Regions from separate parts of the Homo sapiens genome. Here region 2 is linked to region 1. The links are chromatin loops, found by intact Hi-C in ENCODE. Cell type or tissue: GM12878. All regions are shown on one strand. Each heading gives the region's core, and the rest is flanking DNA. Links, peaks and the distances in the headings are about the cores only.

Region 1 (7,897 bases), core at 1,101-6,100:
TGAAGTGAACCCCCAGCAAACCACAGCAGCCCTACAGAAGGAGGGCCTGACCACTGAAAGAAAAACAATCAAACAGAAAGCAATAACAACAGCATCAACAACAACAACAAAAAGTCCCCACAAAAACCCCAACCAAGGGTCAGCAACCTGAAAGATCGAAATAAGAAAAAGTCATAAAGATGAGAAAGAATCAATGAAAAAAAGCTGAAAACCCCGAAGGCCAGAGTGCCTCTTCTACTCCAAATGATTGCAATTTCTCTTCAGCAAGGATGAGGATGAGATGGACAAATTGACAGAAGTAGGCTTCAGAAGATAGGTAATAAAAAACACTGCTTAGCCAAAGGAGCATATTGTAACCCAAGGCAAAGAAGCTAAGAACCTTGATAAAAGGTTAGAGGAGCTGCTAACTAGAATAACCAGTTCAGAGAGGACCACAAATGACCTGATGGAGCTGAAAAACACAGCACAAGAACTTTGTGAAGCATACACAAATGTCAGTAGCCAAATCAACCAAGTGGAAGAATGGATATCAGGGTTGGAGGACCACCTTGTTGAAATAAGGCATGCAGACAAGATTAGAGAAAAAAAGAATAAAAAAGGAATGAGCAAAGCCTCCAAGAAATACAGGACTAGATAAAAAGACCAAACCTATGATTGACTGGAGTACCTGAAGAACACACGCAGAATGGGAACAAGCTGGAAAACACACTTCAGGATACTATCAAGGAGAACGTCCCCAACCTAGCAAGATAGGCCAACATGAAAATTCAGGAAATACAGAGAACACCACTAAGATACTCCATGAGAAGAGCCACCCCAAGACACATAGTCATCAGCTTCTCCAAGGTTGAAATGAAGGAAAAAATGTTAAGGGCAGCCAGAAAGAAAGGCCAGGTCACCTACAAAGGGAAGCCCGTCAGACTAACAGCAGACCTTTCAGCAGAAACCCTAAAAGGAAGAAGAGATTGAGGGCCAATATTCAACATTCTTCAAGAAAAGAATTTTCAACCCAGAATTTCATATCCAGCCAAACTAAGCTTCATAAGCAAAGGAGAAATAAAATCCTTTCCAGACAAGCAAATGCTGAGGGAAATTTCATCACCACCAGGCCTGCCTTGCAATCACTCCTGAAGGAAGCACTAAATATGGAAAGGAAAAACTGGTATCAGTCACTGCAGAAAACACCTCAAAATATAAAGACCAATGACACTATGAAGAAACTGCATCAACTAGTGGGCAAAATAACCAGAAAGCATCATGATGATGGATCAAATTCAACATAACAATACTAATCTTAAATGTAAATGGGCTAACTGCCCCAGTTAAAAGACACAGACTGGCAAATTGGAAAGAGGCACCCTTAGGGGTGCTGACAAATTGGAAAGAGCACCCTTAGGGGTGCTGTATTCAGGACACCCATCTCACATGCAAAGACATACAGAGGCTCAAAATAAGGTGATGGAGGAAAATTTACCAAGCAAATGGAAAACAAAAAAAAGCAGGAGTTGCAATCCTATCTCTGACAAAACTTCAAACCAACAAAGATCAAAAAAGACAAAGAAGGGCTTCACATAATGGTAAAGGGATCGATTCAGCAAGAAGAGCTAACTCTCTTAAATATATGTGCACTCAATACAGGAGCACCCAGATTCATAAAACAAATTCTTAGAGACCTACAAAAAGACTTAGACTCCCACACTATAATAGTGGGAGATTTTAACACCCCACTGTCAATATTAGACAGATCAAGACATAAAATTAATAAGGATATTCAGGGCTTGAATTCAGCTCTGGATCAAGTGGGCCCAATAGACATCTACAGAACTCTCCACCCCAAATCAACATAATATGCATTCTTCTCAGTGCCACATGGCACTTATTCTAAAGCCAACCACATAATTGGAAGGAAAACACTCCTCAGCAAATGCAAAAGAAGTGAAGTCATAACAGTCACTGCACAGACCACAGTGCAATCAAATTAGAAGTCAGAATTAAGAAACTCACTCAAAATCACACAATTACACTGAAATTGAACAACCTGCTCCTGAATGACTCTTGGGTAAATAATGAAATTTAAGGCAGAAATCAAGAGTTTCTTTGAAACCAATGAGAACAAAGAGACAACGTACCAGAATTTCTGGGACACAGCTAAAGCAGTGTTAAGAGGAAAATTTATGGCACTAAATGCCCACATCAGAACGCTAGAAAGATCTGAAATCAACACCCTAACATCACAATTAAAAGAGCTAGAGAAACAAGAGTAGACTAATCCAAAAGCTAGCAGAAGACAAGAAATAACTAACATCAGAGCAGGATTGAAGGAGATAGAGACACGAAAAAGCTACCAAAAATCAATTAATCCGGGAGGTGGATTTTAGAAAAAATTAACAAAATAGGTAAAGCACTATCTAGACTAATAAAGAAGAAAAGAGAGAAGAATCAAATGGACACAAAACAAGATAAAGGGGATATCACCACTGACCCCAAAGAAATACAAACTAGCATTAGAGAATACTATGAACACCTCTACCAAATAAACTAGAAAATTGAAAAGAAATGGATAAATTCCTGGACACATACACCCTCCCAAGACTAAACCTAAGAGAAGTTGAATCCCTGAATAGATCAATAACAAGTTCTGAAATTGAGGCAGTAATTAATAGCCTATTCACCAAAAAAAGCCCAGGACCAGGTGGATTCACAGCCAAATTCTACAAGAGGTACAAAGAGGAGCTGGTACCATTCCTTCTGAAACTATTCCAAACAATTGAAAAGGAGGGCTAACTCATTTTATGAAGTAAGTATCATCCTGATACCAAAATCTGGCAGAGACACAACAAAAAAAGAAAACTTCAGGCCAATATCCCTGATGAACATGAATGCAAAAATATTCAATAAAATACTGGCAAATCAAATTCAGCAACACATTAAAAAACTTATTGACCATGATCAAGTCAGCTTCAACCCTGGGATGCAAGGTTAGTTCAACATATGCAAATCAATAAATGTAATCCATCACCTAAACAGAACCAAAGACAAAAACCAAATGATTATCTCAATAGATGCAGAAAGGGCCTTTGATAAAATTCAACATCCCTTCATGTTAACAAGTCTCAATAAACTAGGAATTAATGGAACATATCTCAAAATAATAAGATATATTTATGAAAAACCCACAGCCAATATCATATTAAATGAGCAAAAGTAGGAAGTATCCCCTTTGAAAGCCTGTACACGACAAGGATGCCCTCTCTCACCACTCCTATTCAACATAGTATTGGAAGTTCTGGCCAGAACAATCAGGCAAGAGAAAGAAATAAATGGTATTAAAATAGGAAGAGAGAAAGTCAAATAGTCTCTGCTTGCAAATGACATGATTCTATATTTAGAAAACCCCATCATCTCAGCCCAAAATCTCCTAAAGCTGATAAGCAATTTCACCAGTCTCAGAATACAAAATCAATATGCAGAAATCACAAGCATTCCTATACACCAACAGTAGGCAAGCAGAGAGCCAAATCATAAATGAACTCCCATTCACAATTGCTACAAAGAGAATAAAATACCTAGGAATACAGCTAACAAGGGATGTGAAGAACCTCTTCTAGGGGAGCTACAGACTGCTGCTCAGCAAATAAGAGAGGACACAAACAAATAGAAAAATATTCCATCCTCGTGGATAGGAAGAATCAATATTGTGAAAATGGCCATACTGCCCAAAGTAATTTATAGATTCAGTGCTAGTCTCATCAAACTACCGTGGATATTTTTCACAGAATTCGAAAAAACTACTTTAAATTTCATATGGAATCAAAGAAGACCCCGTATAGCCAAGACAATCCTAAGCAATAAGAACAAAGCTGGAGGCATCACGCTACCTGATTTCAAACTATACAACAAGGCTACAGAAATCAAACGAGCTTGCTACTGGTACCAACACAGACATATAGATCATTGGAACATAACAGAGACCACAGAAATAACACCACACATCTAAACCATCTGATCTTCAACAAACCTGACAAAAAACAGCAATGGAGAAAGGATCTCCTATTCAATAAATGGTGCTGGTATAACTGGCTAGCCATATGCAGAAAACTGAAACTGGACTCCTTCCTTACACCTTATACAAAAATTAACCCAAGATGGCTGCAAGAAAACCTAGCCAACACCATTCAGGATATAGGCATGGGCAAAGAATTCATGATGAAAATGCAAAAAGCAATTGCAACAGAAACCGAAATTGACATATGGGATCTAATTAAACTAAAGAGCTTCTGCATAGCAAAAGAAACGACCATCAGAGTGAACAGGCAATCTACAGAATGGGAGAAAAATTTTGCAATCTACCCATCGGACAAAGGTCTAATATCCAGAATTTACAAGCAACTGAAACAAATTTACAAAAACAAACAACCCCTTCAAAAAGTGGGCAAAGGGTGTGAATAGACACTTCTCAAAAGAAGACATTTACATGGCCAACAAACATATGAAAATAACCACAACGTCACTGATCATTAGAGCAATGCAAATCAAAATCACAATGAGATACCATCTCATGCCATTATTAAAAATTCAAGATGGCAATTATTAAAAATTCAAGAACATAGATGCTGGTGAGGCTGTGGAGAAATAGGAATGCTTTTACAGTGTTGATGGAAACGTAAATTAGTTCAACCATTGTGAAAAACAGTGTGGTGATTCCTCAAGGATCTAGAAACAGAAATACCATTAGACCCAGCAATCCTGTTACTGGGTATATACCCAAAGAAATATGAATCATTCTACTATAAAGACACATACACATATATGTTTATTGCAGCACTATTTACAATAGCAAAGCCATGAAACCAACAAAAATGCCCATAAATGATACACTGGATAAAGAAAATGTGGTACATATACACCATGGAATACTATGCAGCCATTAAAAGGAATGAGATCATGTGCTTTGCAGGGTCATGAATGAAGCTGGAAGCCATCATTCTCAGCAAACTAACACAGGAACAGAAAACCAAACACCGCATGTTCTCACTCATAAGTGGGAGTTGAACAATGAGAACACTTGGACACAGGGAGGGAAACAACATATACCAGGCCTGTTGGGGGTGGAGGGTGAGGGCAAGAAACTTAGACGATAGGTCAATAAGTGCAGCAAACCACCAAGGCACACATATACCTGTATAACAAACCTGCACGTTCTGCACATGTATCCCGGAACTTGAAGTGAAAAAAAAAAATAAGAAAAAATAAAGTTCTGAAAGAAGAAAAAAAATGTGGTTAAGTGGCAAAATAGGATTTCAATGGCAAAAGATAGATAGATAGATAGATTTTTTTTTTTTTAAGACAGAGTTTCACTCTGCCACCCAGGCTGAAGTGCAGTGGCGCGATCTCTGCACACTGCCACCTCCACCTCCCAGGTTCAAACGACTGTCGTGTCTCAGTCTCCCAAGTAGCTAGGATTTCAGGCCTGCGTCACCACATCTGGCTAATTTTGTTGTTGTTGTTGTTGTTTGTTTTGTTTTGTTGTAGAGATGGGATTTCACCATGTTGACCAGGTTGGTCTTCAACTCCTGACCTCAAGTGATCTGCCCGCCTCAGCCTACCAAAGTGCTGGGATTACAGCAGTGAGCCACTGTGCCTTGCCTAGATAGATGAATTTTAAAAGCCAAAGATGGAACCTAAACTGGTGGAGTATTTGTACTTACAGAAAATAAGCTTCAAGAGAAGCAGGCAAGGAAATAAGAGAAGGAGTAATATGGAAGAAAAGAAGAAAAAGAATGGTAGAAAAAAAAAGATTGTTATCAGAATTAATTAACGACTAAAATTTTTAAGATTAAAACTAAAAAGGGACTACTGGATTTGACAAATATACTTTTGTTCATTACACAGTAATCAGTTTTTACTGCTTATTTCATAGCATTTATTATTAAATTATTACTCCCATCAATATGAAGGAGATTTAATGATGGTTGAAAATAACAAAGAGTAAATAATCCTCTTATGGTTTTTTTCCCCATATTTCCTAAGTAGAGTGGAATCATTAGAGCAGATTCTACTTACCTTCATTAATCTAATTTTAGGAAGCTCTAAGGAAAGGGTAATCCATGTATGTAGAATAAGTAAGTTTTCGGTAGTGTGAATTCACTGAGATTTTTATATTGATTGGTTATATATTAAATCTATATAAGCCTATTATTCCATTGCTAAAAATACCCACACTGGGTAATTTATAAAGAAAAGAGGTTTTTAATTGGCTTAAGGTTCTGCAGGCTGTACAGGAAGCATAGTGGCATCTGCTGCTGAGGAGGTCTCAGAAAACTATGATCAGGCAGGAAGGCAAAGGGAGAGCAGGTACGTTACATGGTGAAAGCAGGGACAAGAGCGAGACAGAGGGTTCCACATGCTTTTAAATAACCAGATCTTGAGAGAATTCTCTCACTATCGCAAGGACAGCACCCAGGGGAAGGTGCTAAGCCATTCATGAGAAATTTGCCCCCATGATCCAACCAACTCCCACCAGGACCTACCTCCAACATTGGTGATTATATTTCAACATGAGATTTGGGCCATGACACGCAATCAAACTACATCAAATCCTATTTTCTTATAATTTTTTTGCCAATGTAATAGCTTAAGACACACTAGAATAAAGAGTAGTAAGAAAGCTCTAAGTCAAGAGAAACTCTCTTCATTAAAATTACAATGTTAGTCATCATTAAAACAATCTCTACTTGAATCTTTTCTATATTTCATAATTAAATGTAGTGTCCAATGTAAGCTTTTCTTTCTATGGTGGTGGTGGTTGTAAAGAATCAAATTTTATGTAAACTTGGTCAATAATATAATTGTCTCATTATACTATATTGTTTTGGCTGTTTGGCAGGATTTTTCTTCCCAAAACATGTATTTTTTTTATTTTCCAAGGGTCCTCAAAACATACTTTCTTTCAGAAAGTTACTATCTCCAGTTTGGTGCCCCTGTGTTACTAATGCAGATAAGCAGCTTAGAGGAATAGATCTTTTAGTTAAGTATTTTTTTAAAATATGGCTTATTTTCCCTAGACTCCTTTGGTTTATGTGAGAATTTGTATTGTTAAGATAAAATTGTATTCTATTATCTTCAGCAGATACCTTCCAAGACCACCTCCTGCAGTGATACCAAAAATGCTGGATAGTACCAAACTCTATATATACTAATGTTTGTTCCTATACATACATACCTATAGTAAAGCTTAATTCATAATTAGGCATAGTGAGAGAATAACGACAACAATAGTAAAACAATATTCCAGCATCACGACTCTTGCACTTTCAAGTTATTACAAGTAAAATAAGGGTTACTTGAACACAAGCACTGCGATACCACTAAGTCAATCTGATAACAGGAACAACTACTAAGCGGCTAATGGACAGGTTACTGCCTACAGGGTGGATATTCTGAGGCAAAGAAATAATTCATGTATCACGCAGGATGGAGCAGGACAGCATGGGATTTCATCGTGCTGCTCAGAATGCTACTCAATTTAAAGAATATGAATTGTTTACTTCTGGAATTTTTTATTTAATATTTTCAGACCTCAGTTGGCTGTGGGTAACTGAAACCACAGAAAGCAAAACCGTAAATAAGGGGGGAATACTGTCTACATCCCCCTAAACTGGTAGGCTTCTTTAGAAAATGTTCTAGCCAATGTTGGCAAACTAGGGATTAATGTTTTATACCATCCAGAATCTACATATTGATAATTGATATCTTTAGAATGAAGAAATGTATCTTTACCATCACGGGTATTTGTTTATTCTCCACATATGTCAGAGGAAATGTGCAAGTATTCACCTGCACATCTACAAATAGATATAAGCCTATAAAAGCTTAAAATAGAAAAGGCTATAACAGT
Region 2 (7,897 bases), core at 1,750-6,749, 78 kb before region 1:
AATCACTCCTGCCATCTCAGCCTCCTGAATAGCTGAAACCACAACCACAGGCATGCACCACCATGCCTGCCTTTTTTTTTTTTTTTTTTTTATTGTATTTTTAGTAGAGACAGGGTCTTACCATGTTGCCCAGGCTGGTCTTGAACTCCTGAGCATAAGCTATTTGCTTTCTTTGGCCTCCCAAAGTGATGAAATTACAAGCGTGAGCCACCATGCCCGACCTCCACAGGCTTCTTCTTGATTGCTGTCATAAGATGCTTAGGGTTTATATTTTTTTAAATATCCAATCAGAGCTAATTTGTGGTACAGGTGATGGTTTGGAAAAGTGCAAGCTTTGCTAGAATCCAACACATAATCTCTACTTAATGTCTAGCTAGCAGCCTCTAACTACAGCCTTAACATTGTTTTTTAATTTCTTTTTTTCAGTAAAGAGATCCATGTTTTTATTTGTTAAGTCTGAAACTTCTTTATATGACAAAGTGAAATGTGAACCATTATATACAATACTTTCCTCTATTGCATTAATTTATTTTTTTATATCTTCATTTAGAAGTTTTATATATCTTTTAAGCTTTAGGTTCACAGCAAAATTAAGAAGATACAGAGATTTCCCAAATTGCTCTTGCCCTCACAAATGGTTAGCCTCCCCCATTATCAACGTTCCCCACAAGGGTAGTATGTTTGTTACCATTGGTGAACTCACACTGACACATCATAATCACCCAGAGTCCACAGTTTACTTTAGGGGACACTCTTGGTGTACATTCTATGGGTTTGGCCAAATGTATAGTGATATGTACCCATCAATATAGTATCATACATAATATTTTCATTGCTCTGAAAATCGTCTGTATTGTATCTATTCAACCCATCCCCCACTCCACCTCATCAACCACTGATCATTTTAGTGTTCCCATCATTTTGCCATTTCCAGAATGTCATTTAGTTGGAATTATATAGTATACAGTGAATGAATAAACTGTAGGACATTGTGGTTGTTTATTCATTCATTGAATGAATCATGTTTGTTTATTCATTCATTGAATGAATAAACTGTAGGACATTGTGGTTTTTTCCAACTTTTGGCAATTATAAATAAAACTGCTTCAAACATCTGTGTGCAGATTGTAGGACATTATGGTTGTTTATTCATTCATTGAATTAATTGTGGTTGTTTATTCATTCATTGAATGAATAAACTGCAGGACATTGTGGTTGTTCCCAACTTTTGGCAATTATAAATAAAACTGCTTCAAACATCCATGTGCAGATTTTTGTGTGGACATGTTTTCAATTCCTTTAGGTAAATACCAAGGAGTACAATTGCTGGATCATATAGTGAGATTATGTTTAGTTTTATAAAAAGCCACCAAACTGCCTTTCAAAGTTGCCGTTATCATTTTGCATTTCCGCCAGTAATGAATGGGAGTTCCTATTGCTCCACATCCTTGCTAGCATTTGGTGTTGTCAGTGTTTTGGATTTCAGCCATTCTAATAGTTATTTTAATTTACATTTCCCTGATGACATATAATGTGGATAATTATTTAAATGCCTATTTCCCATCTTCTTTGATGAGGTGTCTGTAAAGATCTTCGGTCCATTTCTTATTCTGGCTATTTATTTTTTTAATTGTTGAATTTTTAGAATTTTTGCAAATTTTGGATAACAGTTCTTTAACAAATATGTCTTTTGCAAATATTTCCTCCCAGTCTTTGGGTTGTTTTTTGTTGTTGTTGTTGTTGTTGTTGTTCTCTTGACATTGTTTTTTGCAGAACAGAAATTACATTACATTAATTTTTCAAGAACAAGTATTAGTTAAGAGATACTAAAATGTGGTTAACTCTTAATAATAATTCCAATACATGGATAAATTTCCCTTGTATGTTCTTTTAAATACCCTTTTCAGTAAGTGATATGTAATAGAAAGTAATGAAAAGCATCATAAACATAAAACTCCCCTGAATCTGTCACTGCAAACTCTTTTTTTTTTTTTTTTTTTTTTTTGAGACGGAGTCTCGCTCTGTCGCCCAGGCCGGACTGCGGACTGCAGTGGCGCATTCTCGGCTCACTGCAAGCTCCGCTTCCCAGGTTCACGCCCTTCTCCTGCCTCAGCCTCCCGAGTAGCTGGGACTACAGGCGCCCGCCACCGCGCCCGGCTACTTTTTTGTATTTTTAGTAGAGACGGGGTTTCACCTTGTTAGCCAGGATGGTCTCGATCTCCTGACCTCATGATCCACTCACCTCGGCCTCCCAAAGTGCTGGGATTACAGGCGTGAGCCACCGCGCCCGGCCCACTGCAAACTCTTAACATTTTGTTCACAGAAGTTTTGATGTAAAAACTTTCAGGTTTTCTCATAAATTGTACTTTAGACATGATGGATAAGATGTCTCTATTAAATTGGCTGATCCCTATTCAAGGCCTAGAATTTATTGTTTGACCAAACGCATAAACACATACAGCGATATGAACTTTGTGTTTCTGTGCTGTATTTAAGCCTGCTTAGACATCAAAGATTCTCATTATACTGTTGTGAACTGAACTACAGAGCTAAAGAATAGCCTTTTGTTGGGAGAAATGGAGCTTAAAAGAAACAGCTAAGTGGTTATGCTTTGCACTGTGAGACACCAGATTTCATATTCAGTACCATGAGATGGTCTTTGAAAAGCCTTCATTTCGTGTGCCTGTTGCAGTGAGATAGCTTGTCTCACACAGGCTAGGAAAGTCCTAGGAAGTTGTGAGACTGTTAATATACATACCCATACCTCTCAGTCCGTGAGAGTAGAGAAATTAAGTCCAATTGGAAATGTATATTGAATATTTATTCATGTAAATGACTTGAGGGTAAAGTTTTGAATCATTGTTTTTACAGCATTGGTTACATGAAAACCGTGTGACAACCTTGGAAGTCTGAAAGAGCAGGAGAGAGGCTAAGCACACACATATTGTGATTTTAAGAGTCTCAAGGTATGCTTCTCTATCTCTTTATACAACTTCAAAAAGTTCTTATATTTACTTGTAAATTCTCTATATACCACATTAAGTGATGCATTATTACTCATAAATCTGTAAACTACACCAAGATAAAGAATAACCGAAAAATAAAATAAGCTAATATGTGCTCAGCACTAAACTGCCTTGTTTGACAAAGGAATACCTAAGACTACTATGTTTATTTTAGTCATGAACAACTCACCTACAATGGTAATTCTGTCCAAAGTGAAGGGATGTGAGAAGTAAGTTGCAACAAGAATTCTAAATTGAGCTACTTTAACTTTTTAAACACATCCCAGAATTTGCTTAACTACGTTTTCCTTTCCAAAGCATTCCTGCAGATGCCAAAGGCATAAATAAGCTATAATAGAGTTGGAGATTCTATAAGTGTATCATGAAATCAGGAAGAGTGTCAATGTGGATTCAAACCTTCAAGTGTTAAAAACTTGGAATTGTATGATTTCACTTATTACTATCAAATCTAATAAAGTAACAGCTGTCATCTAATTAATTATCTAATTAATTAAAATGACATTAATTCAATTATTGTTATATTTCAGTCATGACCAGTTATGCATCAGTCAGGAAAATGGAAACCATGCTAGGTAATTTGAACAGAAAAAGGTTTAATGCAAAAATTTGGGGGCTTAGAAAAATCACTAAAAGTCTTAAGGAAGTGAAAGTTGGGGTGTGAGTGGGATGTCACAAGGTTTCAGTTTGGATGCCTCACTTTAGTCCTGAGAGTCAGAAATGTGTTGCTTCCACCCCAACTTAGAATACTGTAGGAAACAGGTGCCAGTGACAAAGCTGACCAGTAACCTCAAAACTGGGTGTTGCAGAGGAGAAGTGGAGTTCATCTGGCTGTAATAAAACTTCAAATCTGCCAAAGCCCATATGCCCAGTGATCTCTACAGCTAGATCAGATGCCATCAGGTGGCAGCACGGTTGGCATGTTTGTGCTTGGTATAAGAAATTTACCAACTAAAGCAATTACTCTTAGAAATATCCTTGAAGAAAATTCACTAAAGCATTATCTATGTCATCTATGTTTTAAGAGTAAATATTTTGGTCAATAATGTAGGAGCAAAGTATCTCATCTATGTTGTAAGAGTAAATATTTTGGTCTATAATGTATGTTATTTTAATTGGATCGAAAACTCTTAAAAGAGCTTTTTATTACTATATAACAAATTACCACAAACTTAATAGCTTAAAACACCTCATGTGGTATCTCACAGTTTTCATGAGTCAGGAGTCTGGGCACAGCTGAACTGGGTCCTCCACTCAGGATCTCACAGACTGCAATAAAGGTGTCAGCCATCATTGAGGGCTAATGTGAAGACTTGACTGGGGAAGAATCCACTTCTAAGCTTATTTGATTGTTGGTAGAATTAATTTTCTTGCCGATGTAGAACTCATGGGAGCTTGTGTCTTTTTTTTTTCACTTTAATTTTTGGAGCTTGCGTTTTTAAGACTTCTCTGAACTCAGAGAAAGCCTAAACTTGCTTTTAAATGACTCACCTGATTATACATCAGACCCAACCCAGATTAAGGTTCTTAATTACATTATTTAACCTTTACTGTATAAAGTAACAATCATGGGAATTATATCCCTTGATTCTGCCCATGATTCATATTCTTAGATTCTACTCACACTTAAGGAGAAGAGATTATAAAAGGGCATGGGTCATTGTGGATCCTTTTAGAATTCTGCCTACTGTAACTGTTAAAAGAGAGATTTTACTTTACTGGGGTTTTCTGTCTCACACTGAAGGACACACCCTTTCTAGGGTTTTCTTCCCCCCATTGGCTTTATTAAATCATTAGGATAATAAATTTCTGAATGGGAGATTATAAGAAATATTACTTTTCTCCAAAGCGGAGTGATAATTTAGATTGGTATAATTTAATTCCAGAATTTCAGATTACATTATTCCAGAACTAGAAGTTGCTGTAAAATGCACCTTGCTATTTTCCATTATTAAAAAAAAAAGAAACTGAGAACCAGAATATGGATTGTACATTGTCATAGCAAAAATGTGGACATCTCCTTGGGTAAAACTGGGAAGTATTTACTTATTATAAAAATAAGGAAAAAATTCAAGTGGTTACAAAAATTAAATGGCCTTGGATTTTAGACTCACTGCTTTAGGATACATAAAGTTATCACTTGACTGCTCTGTCCTGATGAAGACTTCGGAATATAGGTTGACTATTCCTTATCGGATATGTTGGGACAATAATTATTTTCAATTTTGGAATTTTTGGATTTTGGAATATTTGCATATATATAATGGGATATCTTGGGGATGAGGCCCAAGTTTAAATACAAAACTCACTTATGTCTCATATATATATTATGTAAATAGTGAGGATATAATTTTATACAATATTTTAAATAATTTTGAGCATGAGACAATGTTTTGAGCATGAAACAAAGATATTTGTTAAAACAAATAATTTTAATAAAATTGTACTGATTTTGAGCATGTGTATATTGAATCATCATAAGACAAAGGTATCACTATCTCAGCCCCCCATGGGGACAATCTGTGATTCTTTAGCATCACCATCATTCCTGACTCTGAATTTATATGTTACTCATAAGCAGTCATTTTTGTACACTTACACACACATAAGTAAGTACTTAACAGTAAAATATATGATATACCATTAATACAGTGAAAAAATAATGTGTTCAGAGTAAGTAAGCAGCACAGTCATATCACCAGATGCCTATATCAGCTGTTAAACAACAGCAGCAACAAACAACAGCAGGATTTCAACCTCCACCTATGATCCTGTGTTTTGATTAAAAGGTTAGTGTACACTGTATGTTTTCAGGTGAGAAGAAACATCAGAAGCAGTTGAGAGACCAGGACGTGGGTCCTCAAAGGATGAACAGAAGTTCTTTTGGATAACATTTTAAAATGTTTCCTCCAGAGTTATCTGCCTCATTAACAATGGTTTGAGTCTCAAGAGTCTCTCTTCGATTTTACAAACATGATTTGTTGCTCTGCTATAAATGCATGCTGCTCTAGTCCTTCAATAAACCCACAACATGTTTTCACCATTTTGCCTGTAGACACTTTTTCTGCAGTGTTAACAACGTCACCATTATCATCACTATTATCACAATCACCTTGATTCAAAGCCATTTCACCATCAGTCAATGAATGAATAACTGGAACCTCATGCCTCATGATCCGTGTTAGAAACTTGAATACACACTTCTTTCAGCTTACTAATAGACTCTAAAGCAGGGGTGTCCAATCTTTTGGCTTCCCTGGACCACATTGGAAGACCAATTGTCTTGGGCCACGCATAATATACACTAACAATAATGATAGCTGATGAGCTAAAAAAAATTGCAGAAAAACTCATAATGTTTTAAGAAAGTTTATAAATTTGTGTTGGGCTGCATTCAAAGCCATCCTGGGCCTGTGGGCTGCAGATTGCACAAGCATGCTCTACAGGTGTATTTTTTATACATATAAGGAGGTCAGACATCATTTTTTTTTCTCACTTACCATACAAAATCCTTCAAAGTCATGACCTTGTTTATCGTTATCACTGAACATAGTCACAAGCCAGAGATTGTGCCAGGCATGCACAACTGTCTTTATTCACTCTGTTCCAAGTATTGGCAACAGCATAGATGGCATCTTTCTTGCTAAACTCCTTTTGAAAACCTTCCACACGCTCACCCTGTTCACTGATGCTAGCCTGCTGTTCAAGAAAGTGTTTTTATATTTGCTCTTCATTGATCTAAGGACACCCTAGTCACATGGATGAATTATGAAGTCACATTTGGGAGAAAGTACGTGGCATAACCATTATTTTTTATGAGAATTTCAGTTGTAGGATGAGCAGAACAGCTGCTAAGGAATAACAAACTCTTTCAGTTATCATCCAGTCCAGCTTTTCTGCATAAGCATGAGCCACTGGTAAAAATGTTCATGAAACCATTTAGAAAGATGTCCCTGGTGAGTCATGCCTTTTTGCTAGCATAACAATGGACTGGTAAAATATTTACTCCTTGAAAACAATGAGAATTAAAACTTTTTCCTATTACAGCAAATTTACAGTAATACTAATACATGGGTGAGCCATTAACATATTCTAGCACAGTTATTTGGCTGCTGCCATTTTTAATTACTTTACGGGCTCTTTTATCAACTATAGTCCGTGTCTTTCTGGAACAATAATCCCAAGACAGCAATATTTTATCAGCCAAATAGCCTTGTTCTGGCATCAGATTTTCATCAGCGCAACCTTGGCAAACTTGTCAGAATTTATCAGTGGCTTTGTGATCAACAGATGTTTTATTGTCACAAATCTTTAAAAATATAATGCTGCGTCTTTTCTTAAATATCTGCAACCAGCCTGTTGAATGTTCATACTTCCCTTCAATTTTCAGTTGATTGTGATAGATCCTTGCTCTTTTCATGATCAGCATACCATCATGTCATATGTTCACCGTTTTGCTGATGGATCCACTCTTTTAATACATGATTGAGATGTTCATTTTTATTTTTCTGCAGTGCTTTTCTATTTTTCATTAACTTCTGTTCATCACTTTTAACATAGAACATCAATAGTTTATCCTTTGGTTTCTTTGGGTCATATATGGTGGACATTCCAACACCATACTGTTCTATAAGATGTTTCACACTTACACTGCTGTCCAGTGTTTTTCCAGCAGCTTGACTTTCTGTACTATAAATAAACATGAATACTTCCTTTTTTATATCACTGTTATCAACAGGGGTATCTGCAAAACTTTTTAATGTTTTCAGCAATATCTTTACAATATAGAGATGAAAGTAATCCGAAAACAAAAACAAACAAAAAACAGTGAGTAATGCATGTAGGTCTTGGCCCCATGTGAGGTGTCATGGGGA

What was found. Peaks named below come from ENCODE experiments on the same cell type or tissue, not always from the same donor. Only the 100,000 strongest peaks of a DNase experiment are listed, where the experiment ranks them.
Region 2: it touches region 1 in a loop (4-fold over the local background); 1 of 110 quality-filtered maps calls a loop at or near these places.

The regions. Positions count from the first base shown.
Region 1 is chr4:137,564,486-137,572,382 of GRCh38, reverse strand. The region is part of intron 1 of LINC02172 (long intergenic non-protein coding RNA 2172); the gene reads right to left. Among named protein-coding and RNA genes, the nearest start is that of LINC02172, 23 kb to the right of the region's middle. In GM12878, for the core only: no CTCF peak of the experiment used is centred there; no DNase peak of the experiment used is centred there.
Region 2 is chr4:137,643,434-137,651,330 of GRCh38, reverse strand. It overlaps LOC101927414 (a long non-coding RNA gene), which reads left to right. Exons shown (of 4, transcript NR_187911.1): 3 at 2,872-2,966; 4 at 5,838-6,066. Among named protein-coding and RNA genes, the nearest start is that of LINC02172, 100 kb to the right of the region's middle. In GM12878, for the core only: no CTCF peak of the experiment used is centred there; a DNase peak (open chromatin) is centred at 3,760.